Regions from separate parts of the Homo sapiens genome. Here regions 1 and 3 are each linked to region 2. A link is an interaction called in ENCODE POLR2A ChIA-PET data of the cell type or tissue named here. Cell type or tissue: HepG2. All regions are shown on one strand. Each heading gives the region's core, and the rest is flanking DNA. Links, peaks and the distances in the headings are about the cores only.

Region 1 (10,133 bases), core at 2,829-7,828, 80 kb before region 2:
ATATATAATATTGGGTGAGATGGTCTCTGCTTGACGGATCCACCTCACCCTTCAAGGTTGACTCTAGGAGCATACTGCTCCCTGTCTCACTGGTTCTGAATTTGGGCTGGGGAAATATAGTCACCGCTACTATTGGATTTCAGAGGAGGAAACAGTGACTGTGGGGAGGGAGGCTCAGGGAAGGAGGGTGAGGGGGGCTTTGTGGAAGAGCCATGACAAGGGCAGGAACTGAAGAAATGCTGGAACTTGCATGGGGTGGAGGTCAGGGAGTGTGACGCGTCCAAACATGGGGCCTCAAGGTTGGGGACAAATGAGGGGCCTTAATCTCTGACCCCACCCCAACCCTTGGCCTCCCTCATGGAAAACAAAGGTCACTCTGTCACTTTGTTTTCAGGTTGAGACCATTGGAGATGCATACATGGTGGCTAGTGGACTCCCTACCACAATGGAAGCCAGCATGTGGCTGAGATTGCCACCATGTCCCTGCACTTCCTCAGTGCCACCATCTGCTTCCAAATTGGGCACATGCCCCAGGAGAAGCTCCAGCTTCGTATTGGCCTCTACACAGGTAGACAAAACTGATGGCCTGATGGTCCAGGGATGGCAGCAGGTAGTTCCGGGTTCCACTCCTAGGTCCAGGGCTTTTAGGAACCTGGACATTGAACAGTAACATCTTTAGGGGAAATAAAAGTTTGAATTGTCTCTGCATGTGTATTTCTATTTAGCTAGGTTGCTTGGTAACAACAAGGACACACAATGGCTTCAATGTATTCAACCAAAAGTAAGGACTGGGCACAGTGGCTCACGCCTGTAATCCTAGCAATTTGGGAGGCCGAGATGGGTGGATTGCCTGAGCTCAGGAGTTTGAGACCAACCTGGGCAACATGGTGAAACCCTGTCTGTACTAAAATACAGAAAACCAGCTGGGTGTGGTGGCAGGCACCTATAATCTCAGCTACTCAGGAGGCTGAGGCGTGAGAATTGCTTGAACCTGAAAGGCAGAGGTTGCAGTGAGCTGACATCGTGCCACTGCCTCCAGCCTGGGCAACAAAGCAAAACTCTTTCAAAAAAAAAAAAAAAAAAAGGAAGAGACCAAAACCCAGGATGGGTTCTACAGGGCTAATTTTCTTCCATGCCTTAGCATCAAATGCCCTTTGATATGCTCTGTGTTTGCTAACTCATGGGCATGTGATCTGTGCAGAAGTGATGCATGCTTGGTTTCACGCTCTTTCTGTCACTGTCTGGAAATTCTTAATCATTTTTGCACAGAGTGTCCTGTGTTTTCACTCTGCACTTGTTCCAGCAAATTTTGTAGCCAGTTATGCTACCTATCTTCCAAGGCTCAACAAAGATAAAACCCGATCCTCAGTCAGAATGAATTGCTCCCATGTTTGTACCACTATTGGCATTGTTCACAGCTCTAGTTCGTGAGTGACATGGTCATTTAATGATGATGTCGCTTTCCAGCAGGTGTTTGTGGGTTCTGTCGGTTTCCTTTCTGTAAACCCTAAAACCTATTGCCAATTTGCCCCAAGAGGGTGCATCACTACATTTGTTCATCTGATGCGTATCGTCGAGTCCAGCCTCGGGCAATGCAGAGCGGTTATGGCCTTTGGTTCTTCATTCTTTAGGTCCTGTGGTGGCTGGTGTGCTGGGGATTACCATGTCCAGATACTGTCTATTTGGAGACACTGTCAACATGGCATCCAGAATGGAGAGCAGCAGTTCACGTGGGTATCACTGACAACACTTTGTAAACACAATATTGTTATCTCCCTCCAGGCCCCTAGCTTTAACCAGGGGATACTTTTAGAAGATGCATTTGCTTTTTGCCTACTGTTTTCCATCTGGAGGTTAAGATCATTATCCACTTCAGGCAACACTGATCACATGCTTTATAGACAGGGTTTTGCACTCTGCTCTTGTTAGAACCATGCAAATACACGCAGCCTCCTTTTTTCTATGACTTTCAGTCCTAAGCAATCACAGGCACATATAATCACTTAAATGAAGAGCAGGAGTTGGAAAGCTTTTTCTTTTTTTTGAGATGGAGTCTCACTGTGTCACCCAGGCTGGAGTGCAGTGGTGTGATCTTAGGTCATTGTGACCTCTGCCTCCTGGGTTCAAGCGATTCTCCTGCCTCAGCCTTCTGAGTAGCTGGGATTACAGGCATGCGCCACCACGCCCGGCTAATGTGTGTGTGTGTGTGTGTGTGTGTGTGTGTGTGTGTGTGTGTGTGTGTGTGTTTAGTAGAGACTGGGTTTCACCATGTTGGTCAGGCTGGTCTTGAACTCCTGACCTCAAGCGATCCACCCACTTCGGCCTCCCAAAGTGCTGGGATTAGCTGGCATGAAGCACTGTGCCTGGCCCGGAAAACCTTTTCTATACAGGGCCAGACAGTAAATATTTCAGGCTTCAGGGGCCATAGAATCTTTGTTGCAACTACTTAAGTGCTGTTGTAGCTCAAAAGCAGCAATAGACAATATGTCAATCAACAGGCATGGCCATGTTCCAATAAAGCTTTATTTGCAAACACAAGTAGTGGACTGGATTTGGCCCATAGGTGATAATCTGCCCTTCTCCGAGGTAGAGTATATTCTTGGTGGTACAGAAGAAATCTATAGCCAGGACCTCCAGGGAATATTACATTCTTTTGCTTTATAGTAATTTTATTGCATTACCATTCCCAGGCACTCGTATGCCATTTGTCAGATGAGACATGTAAAAAAGAATTACTCAGTGATGTCAGTTTCAAAAAGGCTTAGATGATTAACATTGTTTTATATTGTAAATTTTCCACATTATATAAAAACACATTCATTGTTTAAGTTAACCGAGTCTCAAACAAGAATTTTTTTTTTTTTTGAGATGGAGTTTTGCTCTTGTTGCCCAGGCTGGAGTGCAATGGCATGCTCTCGGCTCACTGCAACCTCCGCCTCCCGGGTTCAGCCTCCCCAGTAGCTGGGGTTACAGGCATCTGCCACCACGCCTGGATAATTTTTGTATTTTTAGTAGAGACGGGGTTTCACCATGTTGGCCAGGCTAGTCCCGAACTCCTGACATCACATGATCCACCCGCCTTGGCCTCCCAAAGTGCTCAGATTACAGGCGTGAGCTACCATGCCCAGCATTCAAACAAGAATTTTAAACCTCTCTCTTATCTTGTAAGTAAAGGTTTTTAGGATAAACTTTGAAGCTAGAGCTGCTTATAAAGGATCTAGACCTGATTCTAATTGCATTTCTGGTTACAAACAACATTTTCAGTAAAATGTCCCAGCTGAGGAGCCCAGTGAACTGCCCTCCATGGGGATTACCTTGTATGCTGAATCAGTTCTGCCTTCTGTTTCCAAACTGAATGCACTAAGGTTTTGAGCAGGACTCAACAATGATTGAGCAATGTCAGAATGGTTGAGAATCCCAACCTAAGAGTCCCAGACTTCAGAGAAGTCGTCTGTGATTTGCTTAATGAAAAGTCCTGGTGATCAGAGAATTCAAGCAGTGTAGGTTCCCTCTCCAAAGCAGCCCCTACCCCACTGACACTCCACTGATAAGTTGATAACTAAGCAGTGACTGGTTTATGGCAGCTCTCCGGATTCATGTCTCTCAGAGCACTGCAAGCACCCTGGTGGCATTGGGAGGGTACGATTTGCTAAAGAGAGGCACCATTCCAGTCAAGGTAAGACCAGGCCAACCATGCCCTGCCTGCCCTGTTTGGGTCTCTGATAGAGACATCGAGGAACTTAGCGGGATGGATGCATCTCCATGGAGTGATGCAGGGAGACCTCTAAGGTTCCCCTGGAGGCACTCATGACTGCCAGATCTTCTTCCTTCAGAGGAGAAGAAGTTCCCTCAAATGATCAAACGTGGAATCTTCAACAGAGAACACCTTAACTCCCAGCTAAACCAACCCCTTAGGGAATGCTTTCTTTTTTTCTTTTCTCTCTCTCGTTTTTTTTTTTTTGGCTACAAATGGTCCCCTAGCTTCCTCTTGAACACCCCAGTCCAGAAAAAGAAGTAGAAGGGAAGGCAGTGGCATCAACTCCCCAGTTTTGCTTAGCCTGGCCTTAGCATTCTGTATTCAATCAACTGACTTCAGTAAGAGGAAGACTTTTCTAGAAGGCGGCATTTAGCCATAGCTTGGAACCCATTCCTGCTACTGACCAGCTGTCTGAGTTTGAGGGCTTGTTTTTGTCATCTGCAAAATGGGGGTGGTGATAATACCGTCCTTGAAGGGTGGATGTGAGGAGTAAATGTGGACATGGATGTGAGGCGCTTCACTGGGTGTCCCACTCATACTAAGAGTGCAGTAGATTTTATTATTATTTTTAAAAGATTTTCTTTGCAACAAGCTTTAGTCTCCGTGGACTGTCACCCCCTAGGACATTGCTGCCTGGCCATGCAGGCTTATCAGCAAAGCCCAAGAAAATCAGTAAGATTTTATCTGTAAGGAGGCCTTTTGCTTGTGGAGGGAGGGAGCTCCCACTGTCCCAGCAAGTAAGACAGACCTCAGACATCTGCCCAGAGGCCATGCATTACAGGCAGCCCGCCAGCCCCACCCCAACCCTGCCAGCGATTCCCCAGGGCCTTCCTTTGCCTCCCACAGGGCAAAGGAGAGCAAACAACTTTCTGGTTGAAAGATAAAGAAGGCTTCACTCTTCCACTCCCGAATTTACTGAGGAAAAAGCCAAAGTCCCAGAGATATTGTGAGGTGAGTATTTTCTTTCAAGATGTTTGTGGAGTCACATGAAAGTCTTTGGGGACCCTTCTTCAAGATGCAGTCGATATCCCATTTAAGAGGTGTGGTTCTGGGGCATTGATCCAGTCTCCCACTAGGGGGAGCCGTCTAGCTGGCCCCCTCTTCCACCTCCAGGTGTTTGCTCCCAGCCTGTGCCTCCAGCAAATGCAGATTTGGAGGAGCTGAAGATGGTGAACTCATTTCCTGGGGTGCCAGGGCTGACTTGTGGCTCTCAGCCCTGTGCAACTGCCCTAGCTGCCAGATATTTACAGCCCATTAACTTGAGAATTTGTGTTGAACCCAGTTTCATTCTGCAGGAGGGGAAAGTGGAGAGGATGAAGCCTGTCTTTCTTGTGCAAGATGCCTGCTCTCTAACCTTTGGTGCTGATTTTCCTTATCAGCTAATCAGCTTGCAAGGAGATAGGAGCTCATATCTGACAGCATCTTGAGAATGTGTTCAGGAAAAAAAGCTCTAAGGCATGAGCAGCCACTGAAATCCAACAGGGCCGAGGCTATTTCAAGCAGTCAGGCCCTCTGCAGTTATTGGAAAGCCTGGTTCTGAGCCCTGAGTTACTGTGAGCCGAGCAGCTCCCAAATGCATAATGCCCTCTTCCTGATGTATTGCCTAATTTCTCTCCTATTCACCGAGCAAAAACTCCTGCAGTCAAGGCTTGAATGTTAAGTAGAATTTCTCAGTCATTTATGAAGAGTTTAATTTAAAAAAGGTTCCAGTAGACAAAGACGAACCCATCCATTCCTGCTACGATGGTTTTCTCTTCTACATAATGAATAGGATTCCATGTTGTTTTATTGAGTGGATGTTTTAATAGATTTACTGAACCACTAATGCATTTATAGTACTTCTTTCTTCATCTCTTGCAACTCCTCACATCCAGATATCTTTCATGTGGTTGCTCCTGAATCTGGCAGAGCAATTTGAATGAAATATTGTGTTTGAGACCTTTTCCTGTTGAACTTCCCATGACAGAAGGAGCGAAAATCAATGAGACCAGAAATAGTTTCTTTCTTGCTGGGTCTCTGAGCTGCCTTTGCTGAGATACTTTTGAGACCTGTATGGGAAATAAACTACTTTTTGGCTTATTGAAGGCTTTTAACACCAAATTATATAAAAGATTTGGTGGAATTCTTGCCTTTCTTTAGGAAGAGGGACACAAAAGCACTTTCACTTCCCAAATAATCCAGTCTTCATTGGGATCCTAAGCATTTCCATTACCAGTATTTTGCTTCTGCCCAGAGAGGGAAGACTGAATTCTACATCCATCACACACTCTGTTTTCTATATGAAAATTCTGTTTTCATTGTGGTAGGCTTCGCTCCTCCCCAGAGGCCTTAAGCATTGGGGACTGAAGGCTTTAGACTGATACTTAAAAGGAGAGAAGGCAGAAGGCATTTATGTGAAGAGGAGAGGAGGGCTTTCTCCTGCTACTTTAGCATGGAGACAGTAAGCCAAATTTATCTTCTCATTCCCCATAACTCCTTTTCTTGAGATAATGGCTCTGGATCCCAAACACCTTGCTCAACCATGAAAGGAAACAAGGCCACCTCTGCTATGAGTCCTCCTAGAGAGCTAGGATAGTCCCCATCCATCCATCCATCCATCCATCTATCCATCCATCCATCCATCCATCTATCCATCCATCCATCCATCCATCCACCCACCCGTCCACCTATTCATGTGAACATTTCTTTAATCCAAGGAGCATTTGTTAAGCACTTACTCTGTGCCATTCTGGGGTACACAAGAGAATATGAACTTTCCCTTGATCTTTGGCTTGCAGTCTAGTTAGGGAGAAGAAAGCATAATTTCATTGCATAAAGCAATATTAAGGACTAATAGAGCTATATACAAAAGCGTAGCAGTAACTAAGCAGTCCATCACTGTGACATTAAAAGAACATTAGAAAATAATACACAGATGAAGGAATGGGGCCAGGTAGGGCAATTGCCTATTATTATCCTGTCTTTGTATTGTGTGTGTGTGTCTGTTTTTCTTCCAGCCCTAGCCCATGTGCTTATGTAAGTTATGTTCATGTAATATAGATTTAGTTCTGCCTTTCTTATTGAACATCATAAGCATTTGGCATCTAGACACACATACACACAAAAACACACGTGTGCATATGCAGACATCCACGTGTGCACACATGCACATATATATGTATGCACACCCTCATATATATACACACACACGTGCATACATACACACACATATGCACATGGAGAAAGAGAGAGCGAGACTGTCTTTATGGATCACAACTAAGAATTTTGATAAGAACACTTTTCTAAATCTATATTCAGTATTTGTTCTATGTCAGCTAAGGATACCTGGGGGAGAATTAGTTTTCTTCTTTTTCTTAATGTTTCTAATTGTGTTTAGAACTACTGAGAATTTACAAGAGATTGTTTTGAGAGTACCTTGTCTTATTTTCTCAAAGAAGAAGTTATGAGACAAGAAGGGTAATCAAACATCATGAGGTTGTTAGTTAATGTCAAGTCAAAACACATCCAGTCACTGGTGAGAGACATTCGGGCTCTATAGGCAGGGATGACCCAAAAGACCTTTTCCCCAAAATGTTAATCATACAGATTGGCTTTACCTCCTTGCATCAGAAACCCAATACTGGGAGTTTTTTAAATGTAAAGGTAGGATAGAATAATTAGAAGTCTGTGGCAAGCCGGGTGCAGTGGCTCATGCCTGTAATTCCAGCACTTTGGGAGGCTGAGGCAGGTAGATCACGAGATCAGGAGATTGAGACCATCCTGGCTAACATGGTGAAACCCCATCTCTACTAAAAATACAAAAAATTAGCTGGGTGTGGTGGCGGGCACCTGTAGTCCCAGCTACTTGGGAGGCTGAGACAGGAGAATGGTGTGAACCTGGGAGGCAGAGCTTGCAGTGAGCTGAGATCACGCCACTGCACTCCAGCCTGGGTGGTGACAGAGCGAGACTCCATCTCAAAAAAAAAAAAAAAAAAAAAAAGTCTGTGGCATATATGCGAGTCTACGAAGCTCTAGTTGTAGAAACCCCTGGGAGAATTGGGGAATTAGCTGTCAACATGATATATTAACACTGTAAACTGTAGTCATAGGTTATTTATTTTAAGGCATTTTATTTATTCCATAGCGCCAGGTAGAGATACAAGATCATAAAACACAATGATGAAATACAGCAAAACTAATACAACATTGGTTTATTCTGACAGCAAAGGATTTGAACATGGCTATGAGTATGCTATTTAAGAGTTTTCTACTAGAACCAATAAAATATGTCTTCTGTTTTTCCTGACTATAAAAACTCTGAATTTACAGAAAGAAGAGATCCTAAACTCGTTGGAACTCCAGCTTAGAGACCAAGTCTAGACCAAATTGAGTCATTTTACTTTAGCCTATTACTAAACAAACATACACTTCATGTATCCGGAGATTTCATAACTAGTTTAATCTCTGAGTTCACTAACACAAGTTGTAAAAGAATCATCAAACTGCAAATTGCAAAACTTCTCAAATACCTTAAATACAGAGAGACAAACCCATGTGTTGTTTTCAAATTATAAGCCTACTAATTAAGTCTTTACATAACTAAGGACTTAGAACTCTGCCTTTTCCTATCACAATCCAGCCAATTCTCTACCAGAATTGGTTCATTCAGTTTGTATTTTGTTGACAATGTAAATCATTTATATGGGCATATTCTGGATCACTGGGGTGGCCAGTTACCAAGATGTGCTACTGCATGCTTTCATTGGCTGCATTTGCATTTGTGTTTCTGATTTTGTGTTAGCTTCATTCTAATGATTGTAAGTGAATGAGACAAAAACAGATGTAAGCTTCGATGTTTAAGTAAAAGCTAAATGAGATCAGACCATTTCTTATAAATGAAAACTTCTTAGTAGAGCAAATAGAGAAAAAATAGCATTGAGTGTCACAAGGCATTTATCTGTAGGATTGGGTCACCAAACTCACAGCACTTGTGTCATTGGAGTCACTTTATAGTCATGTTTCCAGCAGCAGTTTCACTGGGGCAATGCCGTGTTATTAGGTTAAATTAATGTGAGTTGTATTCTTCTTGTGATTATTCTTTTTGTAAATATTCCTATTTAATTTGTAATTTTCTTTTGACTTTAGAAGTATACATCTGCTATAAAAACAAGGAGTTTCTACCTATATCATGTTTATATATTTAACAAATGGTATAATAAAAACAAATTAGGTCAGTACTAGGGGCTTTCAAGAATCTATTTCCTTTATATCATTAGGTTTGAGCAAAACTATTGTATTCCACTCTGAATCCCACATCATCTCCCATGTCATCAGTTGAAAGATTGGAACTCCCTGCGTGGGGGCTCAGCTCTGGTCCTTAAGTAGAATGACACTGCCTCAATGACAAAGCTCCTTTTTGGCAAAGTCAGCTATTAATGTGCGTTGTGCATTTAGTGTTGACTTTGTAGTTGCACCCTACATTCTCTTCAAAATGCTCAGCAGTACTTGGTTGGGTCTGCTAACCTTTTAAAGTTAAAATAGCTTTCAAAGGAATTTACTGCAGCCCTGACTTGAGTATGGAGAAAGGAGGCTCCTCCCCCAGCTGTAGAAGGACTGTGAGATCTAAGGGCCACGGGAAGTAGCCTAAGTTTTTCTTAGAAAGAAAAAGGCATCACCAAATTCACAGAAATTATTGGAGTGCATATTTGGCAAAGTGCTATTCTCTGCCCCCCAACAATGTGGTCTTCTGTTTGTTCTTTTTGGCAGCACAATAAATGTGTTTGTCATTCGCTGAGGACTATTGTGGGTGGAGGAGCGGCAGCTGCCTGGCTAACTCCTATAACACGGCACAAATCCCCAACATCATGATGAGGTGGTGGAGAACATCTGTGGACCAGAAGGGGAGGGAGATGGCACTCAGAGACAGTTCTACAAGGGTAAAGCCAACTCAACAGAAGAGTTAACTCAGGGGTCTTCATAAAATTCCACACATTTTAGACAAAGTCGATTTTGTTCATCCCTTGGGGATTCTGTAGCTCACATTTATCAGTACAAAGAACCTGACAGATAAACCTAGGTTGTGGACCTCTGACAAATAGAAATCAGTGATGGTGCATGGTACTCTAGGGCTTTCAGTGTAGAACTTAAAAACGATGAGAATCTAGGATTGGAATTTTAAAAGTTGATTTACATGATTCTCCTGTAATGATGAGAGCAAAATCTGTCTGTGAGATTATTAATAAGTGAACTGTCTTACCCCATCTCCTCATGTAGTTGCTTCCTTCTTATCATTCAGGTGAGATCTTGGGTCTTAGCTGAAATGTTTCTTCCTCTAAGGGGCTTCCCTGGCTGCTCTCTAAATCACGTCCCCCATTGAACCCCAAATACTCTACACATA
Region 2 (10,133 bases), core at 3,158-8,157:
GCAAGCATTAAAAAACCTTTTCTTCCTCTTTCAGATAAAGTGCTTATCGGAGGCCTGAGCAAAATTGCGTTTAGATAACAGACGTGCATTGCTGACATGTGCCTGGCACACAGGAGGGGCTCAGGTGCCTGCTGAGGGGAACCAGGATGAAAGATGAGATCCAGGTGCTACCTCATTTTATGGCTCACTCCCAGGACAGAGGTGCTATTCAAATGTCATGTTTCAGAATCAGAACACGCCCCACTCCACCTTCTTCAAGTTATTCAAAGCTAGTCAAGAATAGACATAGAGTCTGGGAGGAACTGGGATGTATAGAGATGTGGATTTCTGCCCACCCATGCATTGCTCCAGAGACAAACCCAGAGATTCTTTTATTAAGAGGAAGGGATTGACTTATACAGGAACTGACACAACACTGAGAATGGGGGCTACCACATTTTCTCCTACTCTTGGCACCATTGCTTACATAGGCTAAGGAGGGCAGTGACATAGCTTAAGGTGCTTGATTTATTCAGAACCTGGGCAGCAAGTAGTGTAACAAATTGGGAATGTTTGATTCTAAGTCTCTACTCACCTCCAGCTTGCTATGTGACCTTGAATAACGCCCTCAGCCACTCTGAACCTTTGGATTATCCTCTGCCAAGGTGGGGCACTGGCAAATTAAAATGTCAAGTGGCTTTCAAAGGTTGAGTCACTGCTCTTTGCCATGAAAAACGAGATGCCCTGGACTTAAAGGGTTTTGCATAGTTTGCCTGAGACCTAAAGCAGAAGTGAGAAATGGCTGGATGCCTGGCATGTCAAGCTCCCAGCAGAGTGGGAACGCCGTTGTCTTGTGAAGCTGTAGGCACTGCTGGCTTCCTGCAGGTGTGTTAGATCTGAAAGCACGGACCAGTAGGGCTTGTCAGTTCTCATTTTTCCCTTGTCATTGCAGGTATCCGTGGACTCACTTGAGGGGCTGGACTTCATTCTTTACTCTCTTCTCTACCCTGAGAGCTAATCACTAATTTTGAGCCATTTCAACTCCTAAATAGCTTCAGGCCACCTACTTATCTCCATTCCCTCTGACACCCTCGAGTCCAGGCCCTGGATTCCTGCACCAGTCTCCTAATTCATGTGCTCCCTGGTTGGCAGGGAAGCTAGAGTGATGTTGGGAATGAAACCAGGGTCGCTCCTCTCTCCTGCTTAAGCCCTTCAAAGCTTCTCTATCTCCGTAACATGAAGTTCAAACTCTTTGCATTGCTTCCACTGCCCTCTGTGATCATGTTTCTCCAGCCCCTTCTGCCCCTGCCCTTGTAACCCCAGCCACATTGAATTACTTGCCCCAGGCCTTCCTACCTCCAGCCCTTCACACAAGCTATTCTGTGAGGAACCACTCTCTGCCATTTCAGTTAGATAACTCCCACTTGATCTTTAGGCCTCTCAATTTGGGAAGCACTTTCTCTCCCCAATTTCCCTGACTCACTATGTCTGGCTTAGGCTGCATTTTTTCTTCCTATGCTAACTCTGATTAACTGCCGGGGCGGGGAGGGGGTGGGCATCTGCCTGGAATGCTAGTTTGAGAAGGTTTTCGGGGCCCAGGTTAGTGGGAAAGAGAGCTGTGAATGGTTAAAGGTATTTGCCATGGAAGGAGGAGTGGGTGCGTGCAGCCTAACCTTTGCCATCCTTGATGTAATACTTCCTATCCTCTAGGTCAAGCCCACTCTCTCCCCATGCAATCCTCTGACTGCTTCTGCTCTCACTGATTTCACCTTCTCCAAATGTGTTTACATAAATTAGAGTCACATGACTTAGCCCCGAATTGTTCCATAATTGCATTAGGCATTATTTTTGTCTCCTGGTCTAGACTAGAAGCTGTGAGAAAGCAGAAACTTTTTACTGTCATCCTTAATCTTCTCTGACACAACTGGAAAACAGGTGCTGGTGCGTGAGTGCATAGCTGCTTGCAACCTTTGGCTTTTGATCCCCACTACGCTGTAGATAGCCACTTGTTCTTAAATCTACGCTCCTTCCTGCAGCCTCGAAGCCCCTGTGCTTTTGTGCTGCCTTTCTGGGCTCACCTCCTGTCGCTTGCCCCATCTGGAACTCTGCTGTTGCCTGCCTGTGCCCTGCCGGAACTTCTCATGGCTCCCTCCTTCACATCGTTCAAGTCTCAATTCAAATGTCACCTTCTCAAAGACTCTTTCCTGACCACCCGCCTACTCCTTTGTGGCTCTCTAGAACCTTACCCTGCTTTATATCCTTTAAATCACACTCTCACTTCCTAAAATTATTTATTGATGTGCTTCCTTTTTTCTTATTCTCTGTCTTTCCCTATCACCCTGCCTCCCCAAATAAGCTTCCCGAAGGCCGTGTTTACTTTGCCTTGTTCTCACTGTATCCTCAAGCCAGGCACTGTTGCTGAGTGGATGGATGGATGAATGAGTGAATGAATGAATGAATGCCTAATGAATGGACTGTCTGCTTTTGAAATTGATCCAGTAGGAGAACCCTTTACCTAGACGTGCATTTTCTAGGCCTTTGAAATGATGGCCTTTAGCTCTGCAAATTCAGGAGAATTGTAGATGGACTCTTGCTTTTTGGGAGAAAGCTGTGTTTATTGGAAAGAGAAAAATAAATAAGAGAAATGAAATGACTGCTGAATTTCTGTGTGGAATGGTGTGTCTGAAAGGCAAAGGAGGCATCTTCTTGCTCCCCAGCCTCTCAGCCTCCTGGAAAGAGAAGAGGCCATGAGAGGACTGCTTCTGGTGGCCATATTTGTTGAAACAATGGGCCATGTTTCACAGCTGACTCACCAGAAAGGAACAAACACCCTCTTTCTATCCGGCTCTTAGCCTTGGACTTGAGAATCCCCTGAAGAATGTTAAGGGGGTTTAATGTTTCTCAGCAGAAACTGCTTTTAGAGAAAGGAAACAAGGAGGGAAGCATTTTATTGTTTTCCTTTTGGTCTTAACAAACAAGGCCTGTTCAGTAGAATTTCTTTTTTCTTTCTTTCTTTCTCTCTTCTTTCTTTTTTTCTTTCTTCCTTCCTTCCTCCTTCCTTCCCTCCTTCTTTCCCTCCCTTCCTCTTTCTTTCTTTTCTTTTCTTTTCCTTTTTCTTTCTTTCTTTCTCTTTCTTTTTTCTTTCTTTCTTTTCTCCCTCTCTTTCTTTTCTTTTTCTTCCTTTCTTCCTTCCTTTTCCTCCCTCCCTCCATCCTTCCCTCCCTCCCTCTCTCTTTCTTTCTTTCCTCTTTTTCTTTATCTCTTTCTTTCTTCTCTCTCTCTTTTTTTGGTGTGATTTTTATTCCCCAAATTCTGTTTTTCAGTTTATGCTTGGAAGACTTCATTTCCTCCAAGTCCAGGTGGAAAGCTACATAGGCCACGATTGTTATTTGTTTTTAATATTTTTTGCTGTGATCAATTTGGAAAATACCAAAAAGCAGAGAAAGAAAATGAAAGCAATCTATTAATATATTCCCAGCATTCAGAGGCAACGCTCTAGGCTTTTGCTACTCTCTGAAAATTGGGAATGCATTGTATACACTGCTTTTCCATTTGACAATATACCATAATGAGTCATGAACGTTCTTGTGAAATTTTTTTTTTGCTTTCTTATTATACAACAATGCACTTTTGTTATGGCAAATTAAAAAAAAACAAAAGAACAAAACTAGATAGCACAGAGAAATAAATTAAAAAAAGTATAATTCCACCACTGAGAGATAATCACTACAAAATTTTTACCCAACTATTCCTTAAAAATATATTCTTAAAAACATAATTATATCTAAAAACCTAATTTAAAAAAGGCAAGTAGAGCCAAGTTGTACATTCAGTGGGGCAGAAAAATAGCTTTTTATAATGTAAAATCAAGTAAATTTCATATACCGCGTGATTATTATGTGATAAATACATGGCAAATTCTATTGGTCCAGTGAAACCTATTTAAATCGCCTTCTCCCTTGCCTTCCTTTACTATGGAGCCTGCAAAGTAAAAAATACCCAGTTCCTTTGCAGTTGGGAGTGGCCATGTGATTTGTTCTGGTCAATGAGATGAAAGTAGATTTCTGAGAAAGGCTTCTTTTTGCAAATAAAAAGGCAGTCATTTACAAAAGAGAAGACTTTTGTCCTTTGTATTTCTCTCATTTTTCCTATTGCAATGTGGACATGACACCTGGAATGCTGCAGCCATTTTGAAAACATGAGGACAAAATCTACAAGCAGAGGACAATATAGAAAGAAAATAGTAGAAATTATTGATTATTTTCATGGCAACTTCTCCAGCTATGAGCAGTCTAACTCTGGAATTCTTGATGAGTAAGAAAAATGTCTCATACTTGGTTACGCCATTATTTGTGCATTTTCTGTTACTTGCGGCTGAATACTCTCCAAACTATTTTGTGATGGCATGACATTTTATCAAATCTAGCATCATTCATGTCTGTCCTGTATCTCTCCATGCTCCATGCCAAATTGTCAACTGTCAAATTAGAACTTGGGAGGGTCCTGTTCACAATAATATGCCTAATCCAGCAAGTTACATATTTCAGATATTTATTTCAGTGGAAGTTCATATCTGGCTGAGTTTCCACTCCCTTATTTTTTATTTTATTTTATTTATTTATTTTTGAGACACAGTCTCATTCTGTCACTCTGGCTGGAGTGCAGAGGCACAATCTCAGCTCACTGTAACCTCTGCCTCCCGGTTCAAGCAATTCTTGTGCCTCAGCCTCCCAAGTAGCTGGGACTACAGATGCTCACCACCACGGACAGCTACTTTTTTGTATTTTTTGGTAGAGATGAGGTTTCAACATGTTGGCCAGGCTGGTCTTGAATTCCTGGCCTCAAGTGATTTGCCTGCCTCAGCCTCCCAAAGTGCTGGGATTACAGGTGTGAGCCCTGTGCCCGGCCTTATTTTATTTTTTTGAGACAGGGTCTTACTCTTTCACCCAGGCTGGAGTGCAGTGGTGCCATCATGTGTCACTGCAGCCTCAAATGCCTGGGCTTAAGTGATCTTTCTACCTTCTGAGTAGCTGGGACTACAAGTGCATGCCACCATGCCTGGCTAATTTGTCTTTTCTTTAGGAATGAGGTCTTGCTATGTTGCCCAGGCTGGTTTCAAACTCCTGGCCTCAAGCAATCCTCCTGCCTTGGCCTCCCAAAGTGCTGGGATTACAGATATGAGCCACCATGCCCAGGTCACTCCTTTATTTTTATGTAGGTTGCAAAACTTTTCTGTCCTCAAACCCTGATGAGTGACCAACTCACCATCTCCAAGTCAAGGATTGAGCTTTATACATCTGTGTATCAACCCACAGCCCAGTGCCTTGTGAATGGTGGATACTCAATAAACATTCGTAATTGAATTGTTTGATTTTAACTTTCTGATATCTTGGTTACAGAATATGTAAGTCTTTTTGAGATTATTGATTTAGACATCTTTACAGAATCCACAAACAAAAAATGTTGTTTGTTTATCAAAATGCTAAGCAGAGCTATTAAAATGATACTATCATATTCTTTTGTTTAAAGAATAGTTTTTAGCTTCCTGTCATCCATCAGTTAATTATTATCACTAGCAACCTATCTCAGGCTGGTGGTGAGATAACACATTTGGAAGAAAGATTGTGTTTAGAAAGACCTTGAAATGATTAGTGAGGAAACTATGATTCTATTCATGTTGTCTTGTCGTGATTGCAAGTGGGATGTGGTCAATTAGTCGAGCTATGCTTTATGCATCCAGACCCTTATAATTGAGGAGCTGGCATTCTTGCCTGTCTGGGCAGGCAATTGCTCAGCAGGGAGCCTCATGGCCAGACAGGCAAGAGGGAAGAGGGCAATGTGGTTGCTCAATGAGCCTTTAGAACAAATTGATCCGGACTGTTTGTGGTTCCAAAAGCCACCCAGTACTTGCTATGTGGTTTTCCTTGTGGACAATTGGGCAATGGGAGGGGGTGGGGACAGGAAACCTTAACCTCTGCCTAGCCACTCACAGCAAGATGAGAGGCAACTGCTCAGTGCGTGTCTTCAGCTCATGCCCTCTTTCGCCTGTCTTGGCCCATCTTCTTCAGGGATGGGAACCAGCATGATGAGGGAGAAGTTACTCAAGGGGCCGTCTTCTTGGCTTCAGCCCTGTGGAAGGCCTAGTGGGCTTTGGACCTCACAGCCAATCAGGTGAGTCACTTGAGCAACTGAAGAACCAAGACAGCTTATGGCTGGGCTCCAGGATGGGGAGGTCCCAGGAGAGGGCAGAGCAGGAGAGAAGGCTCTAAGGTTAATTGGAAAGAACAGAACAGTGAAAACCCCTGAGCTCTTTCATGCTCCTTTATCCCCCAAACTATTTTGCCTAAATCAAAGGTCAGGTGTAATGGACCCTCCTTTGTGGAAAGATCACATTAACTGTCATAAGTCATTTTCTAAACTGAGGTATCAGGACAGGGTCCACAGGAAGTAAAGGAGGAAGATGCTGTGTTGATTAGAAAAGATCATAGATGTCTTTATGTAGTGAGCCTTAGAGGTTGCTGAGGCTAGCAATTGCCCTTTACTGAAATGGAAACAGCTTAGAGAACGAGAGTGGCATGCCTGAGGGGTCACGGTGTTGGGAGAAAAGCTGAATGTTGGGAGAGAAGCTGAGGCAGGGCTTGCGTGTCTGACATAATGTAAAAGAGTCTTGGAACATGTCCGGGGTCCAGGGTCTAAAACCCCTCGTGGCCTTTGGAACACCAAGCTCTGTGCTAAAGGGTGGAAGTCTGCCCTGCTGCACTATAATCTAAGCCCAGGGCATAAAACCCCTCATGGCTTGGATGGAATCCAGGGCTCAGGGCATAAAACCCCTCGTGGCCTCTGGAATGTGTCTAGACTTGCTGACTCCTTGCTTCTAGCACTCTTACTATCTCAAGTAGCAGAACACGTTCCATATGCTTCAAAGAAAATGCTAAACCATCACAGCTGCAGCTCAGTCGCTTGATGCATCACTTTCTCTCAACCCTCACAACCTCACCACCTGTTTCTCTGTTTGATCACCAATAAATAGCATGGGCTCCCAGAGCTCGGGGTCTTTGCAGCTTCCATACTAGTGTTGGCCCCCTGGTCCCACTTTCTTGTCTTTTCTCATTTCTTTGGCTCTGCTGGACTTCATAGCCCCCATGGCCTGGTGTTGGGTCTGATCACCCCAACACAGGGTGCAACTGGGCTTCTTTACACCAGGCCTAGTGATCCTTGCCCATGTCTCTTCTGAGCCTCCTTTTCTATTTCCAGTGGGAAATGGCTCACACTTCCCTGCAGCCTCTGTGTTCTAATTGTTGTGCTCTGCAAGTCCTACTTCTTCCCCTCCCACACTCTCCACAACGATGACCTTCTTTTCAGGGGCAAAACCCACCTGGTTCCAGAAAAGCACATATCACATGCTGAGAACATAGTGGGTGCTCAGGCAATGTCAGTCTTCTCCCTCCTTTAGCATCTCCTTGATCTCTGGAAGATCAGGAAGCAATTGGAAACCCAAACTAGATGACTTTTATGTGCTAAACTACATTGCAAGCTATTTGGGCAAGGGGTTTGCTTGGTCTGTCCTGTAAACTCAGGGCCTAGCTTGGGATCTGGCACATAGTGGGTGCTCAATACAAGCTTGTTGACAAAATAAATGAGCACCATGGGAAAAATGGTGTGATCCTCAGAGCAGTCAGGGGAGGCTCCCAGGGGAGGTGGGGCTGAGCTGGGCTCTAGAAACAAGGCTACTTGTGATTCCTTTGTTTATTCATTATATCGATTTAATAAATATTTATTGTGCCAGGCATTCTTCTAGATGAAGGGAACACCGCAGCGAGCAAAACAAAACATGCTTGCCATTAAGAAGCTGACACCCTAGTGGAGGGGGATAGTTGATAGACAATGAGCTCTGCAATGTTTTATGATGATTCATGTAATGGAGGAAAATGAAGGCAGGTAGCAGGGACAGAGATGCTGGGTGGTGGTGGGGAGTCGAGGGGAAGCTGACATTTTATATGGAGAGGTCAGAGAGGGCTTTACTTATGGAAAGGGGACTGTGAACTGCTGTGTAGCAGATCACAGTGCCAGGGGATCCCACTCAGACTCCCACAAACCCATGAGTCCCCAGAATATTCTTTCCCCTTTGCTTCCCCATGTAAACATCCTGGTAGTGGAATCAGGCTGGCTGACTGGCTGGCATAGGTAGGAGGGTGGCATTGTGGAATGGAAAGGTGGTGGTGGTCACACCCAGACACGGTGGTCACACCCAGACTAGGTACTCAGTACCCAGAAGTTTTGAACCCCAGTCCCTGGCTTTCCAGGACTTGACTCAATGGTCCCCACCCTCAGGACTCTTCCCTCCAGGAACCAGCAGCTCCCAGGCAAGGCCATTAGAGGGGCTTATCCAGTGCTGGGCTCTCCTCTGGGATTTTGGAATTGTGGGCAAATTTGTGCTTGTGTGTGTGGTGAGGGAATCTGGATAGTGTCACATTGTGAAAAGGCAGCACATCCTGCATTCTAGACCAGAAGCTGAAATCCAGGTTGGGGTGCCATCCACCCCATTCTGGCGGAGACCCCTGGGGCCACTTTCTTGCTGGGGAGTGAGGCTGGCACATGGGATCACCAGGCCGGCCCTGACCAGGCAAAGTCATCCTAAGGCATGTGCTTCAAACTAGAATGTTGAGTGTTCTGCTTAATGAGAAGGCTATATGCATTCTGTGGAAATGACTGTGATACTAACTGGTCTGGGATTATTGTTGTTTGGATATAAACAAAGAGGTGATCCTGGAGGCTGGAGAACTTGCGGTGACTATCGCACATGCATTTTTCCTGCCGAGAGCTCCATGGCTGTCATCTGATTCCAAAAGGGGTGGTTGACTTCCAAATGGCAAAGATTCATCTATTTAATATTCATAAGGGTCTTTGGATTCTTAGGGGCAGAAAAGGATGTTTTTAGTCCTTAGTACTTGCATATTTTACAGAAGGCTTTTTGATCTTTCTGATCAACAAGTTTGAATAGAGAGAGGAAATGTCAAGGTTGCCTTCCCAAAACACAAAAACAAACAGCTTCAAGGAGAAGAGAGGCCAGGGGAACACGGTGTTTCCCAGTTATGATGGGCTTTGCTTTGAATACAGACACTTGCTTGGAGGGAATCTAAGATAGCTTGCAACTCTCTCTCAGCACCTGTGTCTTGCAGTGGAGGAAATTTAAACCTTGCCTCCTGAACTGCAACCTAAGGCCAGAAAGCTCAGCTCATTTTCTGCCAGTGGAGAAACAAGGCAGACATTTATCTGTACATACTAAAAGAATGCATCCCTACTTTCCAGGAGATGGGAAAACAGCACTTTGGGCCTAGTTGTTCTTGCTGCAAAAAAATAACCATGATCATTGTGTATGAAATAATTTAACTTATTATTACTTAAATTGTATTTTAAATGGCTGGGATTTTTTTTGCTCCAGATAAGAATGTTTTACATTGAAGGAATACTTTATACTTTTCAAAACACTTTTATATTCATTATTACTGAATAATTGGTCTCAGTTTTCTCAGTTGGGGGGTGTGGGATGTGAACAAATCAAGAGGAAATGATAGACATCACTACACATGTCATCTTAGCTTGATTGGTCACCCTGTGTTAAGAAGGATGCTGAGGCTGCTTCTGAACTCTGCAGGAAGGCGCTTCCTGATGGATTAGTCAGGTCTATGATGAATGTCAGAGGAAGGATCTAGTTACCTAAAACCCTGTGATGCCTGTTATCTTTTCCAACCATAAGCGTCCATGACTCTAGGGCAAGGGTCAGTAAATTACAGCCCTGGGACCAAGTCCAGCCCACCACAAGTTTTTATTTGAATAGAATTTTGCTGTAGTCTTTGTTTATATTGGCAGCTTTTGTGCTACATGGCACAGTTGATTAGTTGTAAAAGAGACTGTATGACCCATATAGCCTAAAATATTTGCTATTTTGTTCTTTTCAGAAAAGTTTGCAAACCCTGTCTTAGGGCAGTTTAGAGTACTTCTAAAAAACATAAATATATCCAACATCTCCATGAAGGAGGAAGGAAGATCCTAGTAGCCTTACTTTAAGAATAAAGAAAGTGAGGGAACATAAGAAGTGATTTGCTTAAGGTCACAAGGCCAGGTATCACTGTATAGGTTCCCTAACGCCCTCA
Region 3 (10,133 bases), core at 252-5,251, 68 kb before region 2:
GTCTCCAGTTGAAAGAGACCAGAAAGGAGAACAGTTTGAGATTTGGCATGTCTAAGTGTCTAAGTGGTGGTTCTCAGGCTTGAGTGAGCACCGGCATGACTGCTGGCTTGTTAAAGCACAGCCTGCCCAGGCCTTCCTCTCACGTGGTCAAATCAGCCATGATCCAGTGTCGGGAATTTCTGCAGCATCTCTCTGAAGTCACAGAGGTGAACCCTCGGGCTGTTCAGTCAAGACTAAAAACACCCACCTTTTGAGTTATTTCCACGGCCTGTCCCTGCCACCTAGACCTTGAATTTCCCTTGCCCTTTTCACTTCTTCCAAGTATTTCCAAGTCTGTTATCACTTTCATTTACCTACACTGCCCTCTGATGAGGGAAGGGCCATCATTACTTAACACACTTTGCTTAAGGATGAGAAAGCAGGTCCCAGCAGGTTAGGCGACACATGCCAGACCATGTGGGTTGTTGGAGGCAGGGCAGATAGGGCCCTGAGCATCTGCCCTCACGAGCATCTGCCCTTATACTCAGTGCCATTTCCTCCAGATGTCCTCAGCACACAGCTGCCCTGGCCTGGTTATGATCTCCCCACTCAAACTCCAGCTCCTCCAATACTGGCACCCTTTAGGTAACATTGTCCTTCTGGAGAGAGGCAGCTCACCACTGGGCAGGAGAGTTTCTCACTGTCGCAGATGAACGTCTCACAGTGTAACCACACCTTGGAGAGTTTGGGGATGTTCTGGAACCGGAAAGCATTGAATTGGAAGGTTGCCCTGTGATCTCTCCCATTCTCATGCACGAGGACGGTTTCATCCGTGGGGCAGCTGAGGCAGATGGGGAAAGAAGAGTGAACTGTCATCTCCTTGAACTCCAGCAAGAGCTGCTGAGCGATTTACACACAAGGCTCCCGAGGTGGTTATATGACCTCTAACCTTCCCAGGCATTTTGATTAGCAGCACCTCACTTGATCTTCACAACTGTGAGGTCAAGTTGATGAGCTAGGAGATGGGTATTACTGTCCTCATTCTATAGACAAGGTACGATGGGAGGGGAGTGACTTATAAGAGTCACACTTTTAGTAAGTTACACCTGTGTCCCAAAGAAAGAAAATCCCTAGGAGATAAGGCCCTCCGAGGACTGGAATATGTCCAGCCCTTGAGGGACATACAAAGTAAGGACAATGGCACCAGGTGCAGCATTGCCCCTGCTGCCACAGCTGCCTAAGCTCAAGTCACACCCAACACATTTCTGTGTGTGAACTGTGAGGTTTTGCATTGAAAATTTGTATTTATGGTATATTATTTAAATTATATATATCTACATAGTTACTTTTGTAAAAATGTGGTCACATTTTTAATATAAGCACAGAAATAATGACTGAAGGATACCGTCTAAATGTTAACACAGGCTGATACAAAGGGATAAAATTATGGGCATTTTTGGTTTTCTTCTTTGTATTTTTATGTATTCTTCCAAATTCTCTATAATGAGAATACAATATTTGTATGATATTCCAACGTCTCAAAGGTAATAATTCAGTTTAAAAAATGACACAGATGGGCATTTATTTAAGCTAGTGGTTCTCGCTTGGTCCACTTTGTGCCCCAGGGGACATTTGGCACTGTGATTGTCCAGGCTGGGGGAAGTGCTGCTGGTATCTAGTGAGTGGGCGGAGACCAGGGCTGCTGCTGAACGTCCTACAGTGCACAGCACAGCCCCCACAGTGGAGAATGGTCCCACCCCAAATGTCAAGGTGCCAACATTGAGAAACCCTAGTTTCAGCAAACATACTTTTTCATTTAACAAAGACTGATGACCTAAGTGCCGTTCCTTTAACTAGGTGTTGGAAACAGACGCAACCATTCTTGGGACTGTACAGAGAAGCCCACACTATTGTGGGGGTTTGTTATCTGCAGGTAGCACGGGGTAGCAGGGTCTGTCGCTCTGCAGGAAAAGGTCTATGTTTCGAAAGCGTCAGACCACTGAATAGCACCATAGCAGGCCCCAGATTAATGCAACTCTGAAGCATCTTTCTTCTTGTATGGTAAACTCGGCACACACGCCAGAGAGCGGTCCAGTTACCCCAGGGAACCTTCATGATGTTCTCTACCCCACCCCTTTTCCCTCAGAAACAGACAACGGGGGGCCAAGCTAAAGGCAGGCACTAAGGAAGTCAAGTGTGAGAGTGAGGGAGTGAAGTGAGGGAATGCTGTACCTTTGTATCTGGACCAGGGGTCAGAGCCGGGTCTGTGTGTGGTGGGCTCTGAACAGTGATGAAACTGTGGCATTTTCCAAGTTGTGAAACAAGACTTCTGTAGGATCATTTTGTCAATAAACACGAGATCCTCGTATGAACTCAAGATGGGAGTTCTTAAAATAGCTCTTTGCAGCCAGAGTGCCCCAGGCATGGTCAGCCAGTGGAAAATAATGTAAGCAGAGCTTTGTCAGGGGGTGGGGAGGAGGCAAAAAATAGGCAGATCTAGATGCCTTGGCACTGCTGCTTCTTGGCACCAGCTGCAGCACCCACACTTCAGTGGCAGCTGCCTCTAGATGGTGGAAGCCCACAGGAGGCTTTTATGCCCTCTCTGCATGAGCCTCCTTTCCCATGTCAGATTGCTCTTTGAGATAAGTATGCTGCTTTTGGGGCATCCATGTGTACAGGGAAATTCCTTATGATATATCTCCTGCCATCTCTCCAGGAACTTTTGCAAACTGGGTTTTTTTTTTCCAAAGGGGCCCAGTGTTGTGAGCAAAAATCATCTGGAGATTGTGGGAGTGGACTTTTCCATTCTCCCCTTTGGCACTGAACTTTGTGCATGTATCTCCAACTTTGAGGTGCCATGTCAACTAGGAAGAATGTAGAAATGGGTCGGGATGTCTTACATCTGGCTGTGTTGAAATGCAGATTCCGTGGGTTTCCCCAGAGTCCTTCTGATCTGGTAGGTTTACAGTACACCTGCATACGTAATAGGCACCCTACACAGTTTGTGTGTACACTAGAGCTTGAGGACAATTGTGCAGACCACCCAAAGCCACAGGCATCCCTTTTTCAGCCATGTTGCACATCTGCCAGATGGGAACAACGGCACTAGAACTCCCTGCAGAGAGATGATTCCAGGGGTAGCAGAAGCCTTTGCCTAGTGTGACCATTGCCTGAGAGAGGTTCCCAGTGCCTGATAGCAATTTCTGGTCCCTGCAGGTCAATACGTTATTTCAGAATTCCTGGAGTCATTTGATTGCACCATTGCTAACAGAGGCTGAATGAATTGAATCATTCAATGGCAGATGTGAGGTAAACACCCAGATTAAGCTGCCATCTCTACAGGAGGCTTTGCTGGGCTGCACAGGTGTGCCTCGGCCAGCCTGTCCTGTCCAGGCCACTCAGGAGGTAACACTGACTGAGTCTGAATCCCAGGCCTTCTCCTTACTAGCTCCATATCTTGGGCACATTTCTGGACCTGTGCCTCAGTTTTCTCCTCTATAAAATAATGATTATTATACTGTCTACTTTAGAGAGGGTTTAATGACATTTAGATAAATTAATATTTGTAAAACACCTATCTAGAACAATGTTTGGTATATTGTAAGAGCTGTATAAGTGTTTGCTAAATAAAAATAGAGGTCCAAAATAGCTCCACTTTTGTTATCCAATTATGTTTATCCTTGACATTAATTTTTCCTTGGCCTGATGGGTTCTGAGAATAACACAGGCACATTGGTCTGTTACATGCTTTGTTTAGAGAATGATCTCTTCTTTGTTTACTGCTAATTATGTGTATGATGTCCACATCTCTTGTCTAGCCCTGTCTCTCCTCTAATTTCCAATAGTACAATTCTAAGTACTTCTGGACAATCATCATTTGAAGCTTAACATGTCTGTTAGTGAACTCAGCGAGAATCCATATTTCCTTATCCAAAAACCTCCTTCTCCAACAGCCAAATCCAGACACTCTTCCTCAGCTTTGTAGTCCACAGATTTAAGAACACAAAGCCATCTTTTTCCATTACTCCCCAGATTTCTTGCGCTGTCCTTTCCTCCACCTCCTATCTGATTAGTTCCTACATTTTCTCATTCCTGCAGAAGCATCTCCCTACTTTTTATTACCTTGTTCCATTCACTTGGCTACAATAGCAGTTCATGTCTTATCACCCTTGCACAATAGCTGCCAGGGCCTCTAATCTGGTTTTTCTCCCTTCCATGCACGTTTCTAAACCATCCTGTGTATGACTTCCAGCATTGCCTTTCTAGGGCGCACTTCTAGTACTACTTTAGTGCTTTACTCCAAATTGTAAAAGCTCCCGGTTATCTACTTAATTAGTAATAAAAACAATGATCTTATTTAAAATGGTTGGACTATCTAGCAAGTACCATCTGCTAAGCTTTTGATATCGATTATTTAATTTAGTCATCATCACCGTGGTTCTGTTGTCAGACTAATTGGATTTGAATTCAGCCTGCACACTTCCTCTTGCACACATACACACATGCACACACACGCATGCGCACACACACATTTAATATGAGACCTTACCCTCTCTTGTGCCTCAGTATTCACATCTGTAAAATGGGGATGATAGTAAAACTAACTTTCTTGTTGTACGGCTTAAAGGAGTTAATATAAGGTAAAGCTCTCAGAACAGTATCTGGCCCCTAGAATGCACTATGTCCTGTTTCTTAGTATTTGTTCTTTGCCTGGAACCACAGATGGTGTCACTGCTGTAACTCCAGCAGGCTTCACCTCTTCCTCCCAAGCTTTCCCAAGCCAGAGCAAAGTAGCCCGATAAATGCCTGGTTCCACTGTTCAGCCCTGTCTCTAGATAGTGTACCTACCCCTTGTTGATCAGCTGCCACTGCAAGGGATACATGAAGTCAGCCGAGGGGGTGGCCCAACAGCTGTTCAAGACCACTTTAAACCTGGAAATAAAACAAAATGGCATCACTTTGAAACAGAGAATCTTATGCCTACAAACATCTGATGATTAAAAAGTATGTCAGCTAGTCTTTTTTTTCTTTGCATTTAAACATATAAACTTGGAGGAAATGTACTTACCTAATGCTTAACCCTTTGGCTTCCACTCCTGCAAACAGATCTGAACCGATTTCGGATGCCTCCAGGACAAAGGGAGCTTCTTTCTTGATGGAGAACTTGGCATTCTTTGGAAGGAAATTGACACTGGGCATTATGAACTCTCAGATTGAGCAGCTAGGTCTACCAGGAGCAGATGAATTGGGATGGGGTGGGGATGAGAATCAACCCAAAGACATAAGCAGGTGAGACCATAGAGTGATCCTCCAAGACCAGAGAAATTCTAAGTCTTAAGACACTATGCCATCTTAGAAGGGATGAGGACATCATATAATCACGTATTCTAGATTTGCTCATTATAGTGAGACACACACTGTATGTCTCATTTATGCCAATGAGATTTCACTAATGGAAAACAAGTGAAATTCAGGGATATTAAGGCACTGTGTTATACTGAATCGCCCAAGGACACAGGGACTGAGCACATACAACACCCGCCTCTGCCCTCACTCGTTGCTACTTTTTGCCTGAGCAGATTTCAGCGTGGGTTGGGAAGTGTAGGATCAGATTCCCAGATTCCCAGTACAATCATCAACAACAATAACAACCACTACCACAATGTATTGATCAACTACTATGTGTTGGGCACTGACGATGGACTCTGTCAGGATTTTGTTAGCGAACAAAGCAAAGATATCTGCCTTCAATGATCTGGCATATTCTAGCAGGGGAGACAAACAGTAAGTAAGTAAATGATATAATATGTAACTATAGACCATAGGACATTATCTAGAAAAGCTATAAAACATGCAGAGTGGGATAAGGAAGATCAGGAGTGTGAGGAAGGGCAGGTTGCAGTTTTAAATACAGTGGTTGGGGAGGCCTCACTGAGGATGTGACATTTGAGCAAGATTTGGAGGAAGTGAGGAGGGGGGCCATGTAGCTATCCAGGGAAGAATGCTTGAGTCAGGATAAAGGCCCTGGGGCAGGACTGTGGCTGGCAGCACAGCAAGGAGGCCAGTGTGGCTGGAGCAAGTAAGTGAGGCAGGAGGGTGGAGAGTGGGGAGCGGGGTGGGGGTGAGGTTAGATAAGTTGTGGGGGCTGATCAAGAAGACTGGGGCTGGCTGGGCGCTGTGGCTCACACTTGTAGTCTCAGCGCTTTGGGAGGCTGAGGCAGGCAGATCACTTGAGGCCACAAGTTCGAGACTAGCCTGGCCAACATGACGAAACCCTGTCCCTGTTAAAAATACAAAAATTAGCTGGGTGTGGTGGCAGGCATCTGTAGTCCCTGTAATCCCAGCTACTCTGGAGGCTGAGGCAGGAAGATCTCTTGAACCTGGGAGGTGGAGGTTGCCATGAGCCAAGATTACACCATTGCACTCCAGCCTGGGTGACAGAGTGAGACTCTGTCAAAAACAAAAAACAAAAAACCTCAAAAACTAAACACTGGGTCTTACTCTCTGAGTGCAGTGGGGCAGCAAGGAGTCAACACCACGATGTGAGCACAGTAACAGCAGGTTCTGATCACTGGCCTGGCATGTGGGATATTTCCCTGCCATTCTCATCAGGACATGCTGGGTGAGCTGTTAGGAATAACAGCAGTGTTTCTGTTTGACTTACTCAAAGGAGGCTGATTTCTCCATTCTCTGAGTCTTGAGTTCATTCAACCCTAGTAACAATCTTGAACTGCTCTGTGGATTAGCTTTCTTTCTTTCTTTTTTTTTTTTTTTGAGATGGAGTCTTGCTCTGTCACCCAGGCTGGAGTGCAGTGGCGCGATCTCGGCTCATTGTGAACTCTGCCTCCCGGGTTCACGCCATTCTTCTGCCTCAGCATCCCGAGTAGCTGCGACTACAGGTGCCTGCCACCACGCCCGGCTAATTTTTTGTATTTTTAGTAGAGACAGGGTTTCACCGTGTTAGCCAGGATGGTCTCGATCTCCTGACCTCGTGATCTGCCCGCCTCGGCCTCCCAAAGTGCTGGGATTACAGGCGTGAGCCACTGCGCCCAGCCTGTGGATTAGATTTCAGAGACAAAAGCATTACCATGGAAGGGCAAGGATCCTGGGCTAACCCGAGCTTCCACCGCTAACTTGGGACACACTATAGGCAAGTCAGCCTTTCAGGCCTCAGCTTCTTCCTATGCAAAATGGACATAACCTTTGTGACTTTATGTAATAGGAGAATAAAGCTTAGACCAGGTTACTGTTTGAAAGATTGAGTTTCATAGACCTGGAGATTTGCAGAACTGCAATAGGTAGACAGTGGCAGGAGGAACGGATTTCAGCAAGGATGTCTAGTTAAAATGGACTTTATAGTATTCCATGGTGTATATGTACCACATTTTCTTTATCCAGTCTGTCACTGATGGGCATTTGGGTTGATTCCATGGCTTTGCTATTGTGAATAGTGTTGCAATGAACATATGCATGCATGTGTCTTTGTAATAGAATGATTTATATTCCTTTGGGTTGCATGTATCTTTGTAATAGAATGATATACATTCTTTTGGGTATATACCCAGTAATGGGATTGCTGGGTCAAATGGTCTTTCTGGTCGTTTGCAAAGATGGATGGAGTTGGAAGCCATTATCCTCAGCACACTAACAGAGGAACAGTGCATGGTCTCACTTATAAGTGGGAGCTGAACAATGAGAACATATGGACACAGGGAGGGGAACAACACACACTGGGGCCTGTTGGTGGGTGGGGTGGGGGAGGGAGAGCATTTGGAAAAATAGCTAATGCATGCTGGGCTCAATACCTGGGTGATGGGTTGCTAGGTGTAGCAAACCACCATGACATATGTTTACCAGTGTAACAAACTTGCACATCCTGCACATGTACCCCAGAACTTAAAATAAAAATAACAAATAAAGATAAAATAAAGTGGACTTTACCCCTCACATGTCAAACACACAGGGACTTTGTTGAGACGACTCAGAATCTCTTTTGTTTCCTAGTACCTCTGACATTATTTTACTGATGGCAAGTCCAGCAAGGGCTGCCTGATTCAGTCACCTAGAAGTCAGTTGCTTCCTCCCATTTGTCAGCCCCTGCACCATTTAAATGACTGCAATAATTGGATAATAATGTTCTTAATCATAAGGGATCTACTGGCTTAAAATGCAGGTTGAAGTGGCAGATTTACAGTGATTTTTAATGTTCCTTGTTATGTTCTGAGATTTGTCATATTTTGAGAGGCCATTTTCAAATATAGGAACTTACCTGGGGACCCCGATGTAGTCCCCAAACCTGTCAGAGGTATCGCTCCCAACTCTTTCTGCCAGGGACCAGCCAGCAGAATGTTAGAATATTGGAATAATACCTCTCCTCATGGAAGAACCTGCCTGATTCTGTTACAAAGTGAAGAACAGAGCTGACACCGTTAATTCAGTTTCTGAAATAGAACACTAATGATTGAGTTCTCTATATTCTCACCCAACAGCTCAGGGAAGGCTTGGAATAATTTTTCCCCTACTTTCTCTATAATGTGAAAATTAGAAACCTATTCCAGATCCAGTAATCTTCCTTTATCCACAGGAGATATGTTTCAAGACCCCCAGTGGATGCCTGAAACTGCAGATAGTACCAAACCCTATATATATTACTTTTATTTTGATCCGATAACATGGATGGCTACTGAGTGACTGACAGACAGGTAGTGTCTACAGTGTGGATATTCTGGACAAGGGGATGATTTATATCCCAGGAAGTACAGAGTGAGCGGTGCAAGATTTCATCATGCTACTCAGAACAGGTGTGCAATTTAAAACTTAAGAATTGTTTATTTCTAGAATTTTCCATTTAATATTTTTGGACCACAGTTTACCAAGGGTAACTGAAACCATGGAAAGCAAAACTGTGGGTAAGAGGGGACCCACAGTTGTGAACGGTTGAGTCACAACTAGCCAGTGTCACAAGTTAAGGATGAGTACACCTGGCTTAACAATAGTTCATGTGGAAACATCTCGGAGTTGCTCCATGTGAAGTAGCGGTGAAAAAAACTGCCCTAAAGTTATTTTCCTAGGACACATTCCTAGAGTCTTCCAGAACCTAGAAGGTCACCTCTGACCCGTGATGGCCTGCACGGGTCTGATAAAGTCTAGAATATAACACTTCAACTTTGGGCTTCATTTTTTAATAGGGATACTGAGCAACTGGATCATATTCAGAGAAGAGTGACTAGGATGGTGAATGAACCACCAACAGAGACAAGATGTTTAGCTTGGAGAAGGTGGACATATTTGAAGTACTGTCAGCCAGATAATTATATGATATTATTTCAGAAGACAGAACTGGGACACATGTGCGAGAGTTCAGGGTGTCAGATATCAGAGCTGATCTAAAATGGGAAGGCCCAAATATCATTGTCTTTGGAAGAGGCAGGGAGGCCACCCCACAGCAATATTGCAGAAGGGTTTTGGGCTTTGGGTGGAAAGTCAAGGTTTACCACCTCGGAGGCTTGTTTTGACTCCTGGAGTCTATGATTTTGGCCTCTATTGCTTGCATTTTTTCCGTCTTAAGCTTTTTCATTTCTATCTGTCTAAAAGGAATGATCAGTACTGTTTTGATTGAATAAAAGTCAATATAATCCAACACTGACATCGATGTTCAGCCTTATAAAGTTAACAATGCTAGAAGCCCTCAGAGTTTCCACTTTAAATAGAGTCAAAGTCTACAATGATGAGAATGGCTACTTTCTTGGGTACTTAACTTGTACCAGGCACTGTGCTAAGTGCTTCCTAAAGATTATTTCATTTAATTCTATAACAAACCTATGGGGTAAGTGCTATTATTATCCCTGCTAACAAATGCAGAGATAGAAGCCCAGAGAGGTTGGTTAACTAACTTGCCCAAAGTCACACAACTAGTAAATGATGGAACAAGGCTTCAAACTAGTGGTCTGTTGAGAAGGCCCATTTTCTTAACCACAGCACTAGGGTATTTCCGTAAGCCAACTACCTTCCTTATTTTGTATTGAGGGTCAAAATAACTTTTCACTAGGAATACCAACCATGGGATATTGTCAAGAGTGAGTGGGAGGGGGATGGAGAGAAAAGAAAAGAGGAAGCCTGCTGAGTAGAACTGGTGCTTTTAGAGCCCAGCATTT

Evidence for each region. ChIA-PET counts read pairs that join two places held together with the same protein. Peaks named below come from ENCODE experiments on the same cell type or tissue, not always from the same donor. Only the 100,000 strongest peaks of a DNase experiment are listed, where the experiment ranks them.
Region 1: POLR2A ChIA-PET joins it to region 2 with 35 read pairs; 3 of 35 experiments call an interaction of 5 or more read pairs at or near these places.
Region 3: POLR2A ChIA-PET joins it to region 2 with 62 read pairs; 2 of 35 experiments call an interaction of 5 or more read pairs at or near these places.

The regions. Positions count from the first base shown.
Region 1 is chr10:112,302,752-112,312,884 of GRCh38, reverse strand. TECTB (tectorin beta) reads right to left here. Exons shown (of 11, transcript NM_058222.3): 11 at 7,847-9,622. The coding sequence ends at 9,573. It also overlaps the pseudogene GUCY2GP. Among named protein-coding and RNA genes, the nearest start is that of MIR6715B, 8.1 kb to the right of the region's middle. In HepG2, for the core only: a CTCF peak has its summit at 4,840 (motif pointing right); a DNase peak (open chromatin) is centred at 4,834.
Region 2 is chr10:112,223,508-112,233,640 of GRCh38, reverse strand. It overlaps a transcript of GPAM not described here. Among named protein-coding and RNA genes, the nearest start is that of GPAM, 45 kb to the right of the region's middle. In HepG2, for the core only: no CTCF peak of the experiment used is centred there; DNase peaks (open chromatin) are centred at 5,860 and 7,710; H3K4me3 peaks cover 2,677 bases.
Region 3 is chr10:112,288,756-112,298,888 of GRCh38, reverse strand. It overlaps TECTB (tectorin beta), which reads right to left. Exons shown (of 11, transcript NM_058222.3): 6 at 5,048-5,151; 7 at 4,828-4,911; 8 at 658-820. Among named protein-coding and RNA genes, the nearest start is that of MIR6715A, 5.8 kb to the left of the region's middle. RefSeq lists an enhancer at 9,858-10,133. In HepG2, for the core only: no CTCF peak of the experiment used is centred there; DNase peaks (open chromatin) are centred at 1,768, 2,278, 2,848 and 3,238; H3K4me3 peaks cover 1,184 bases.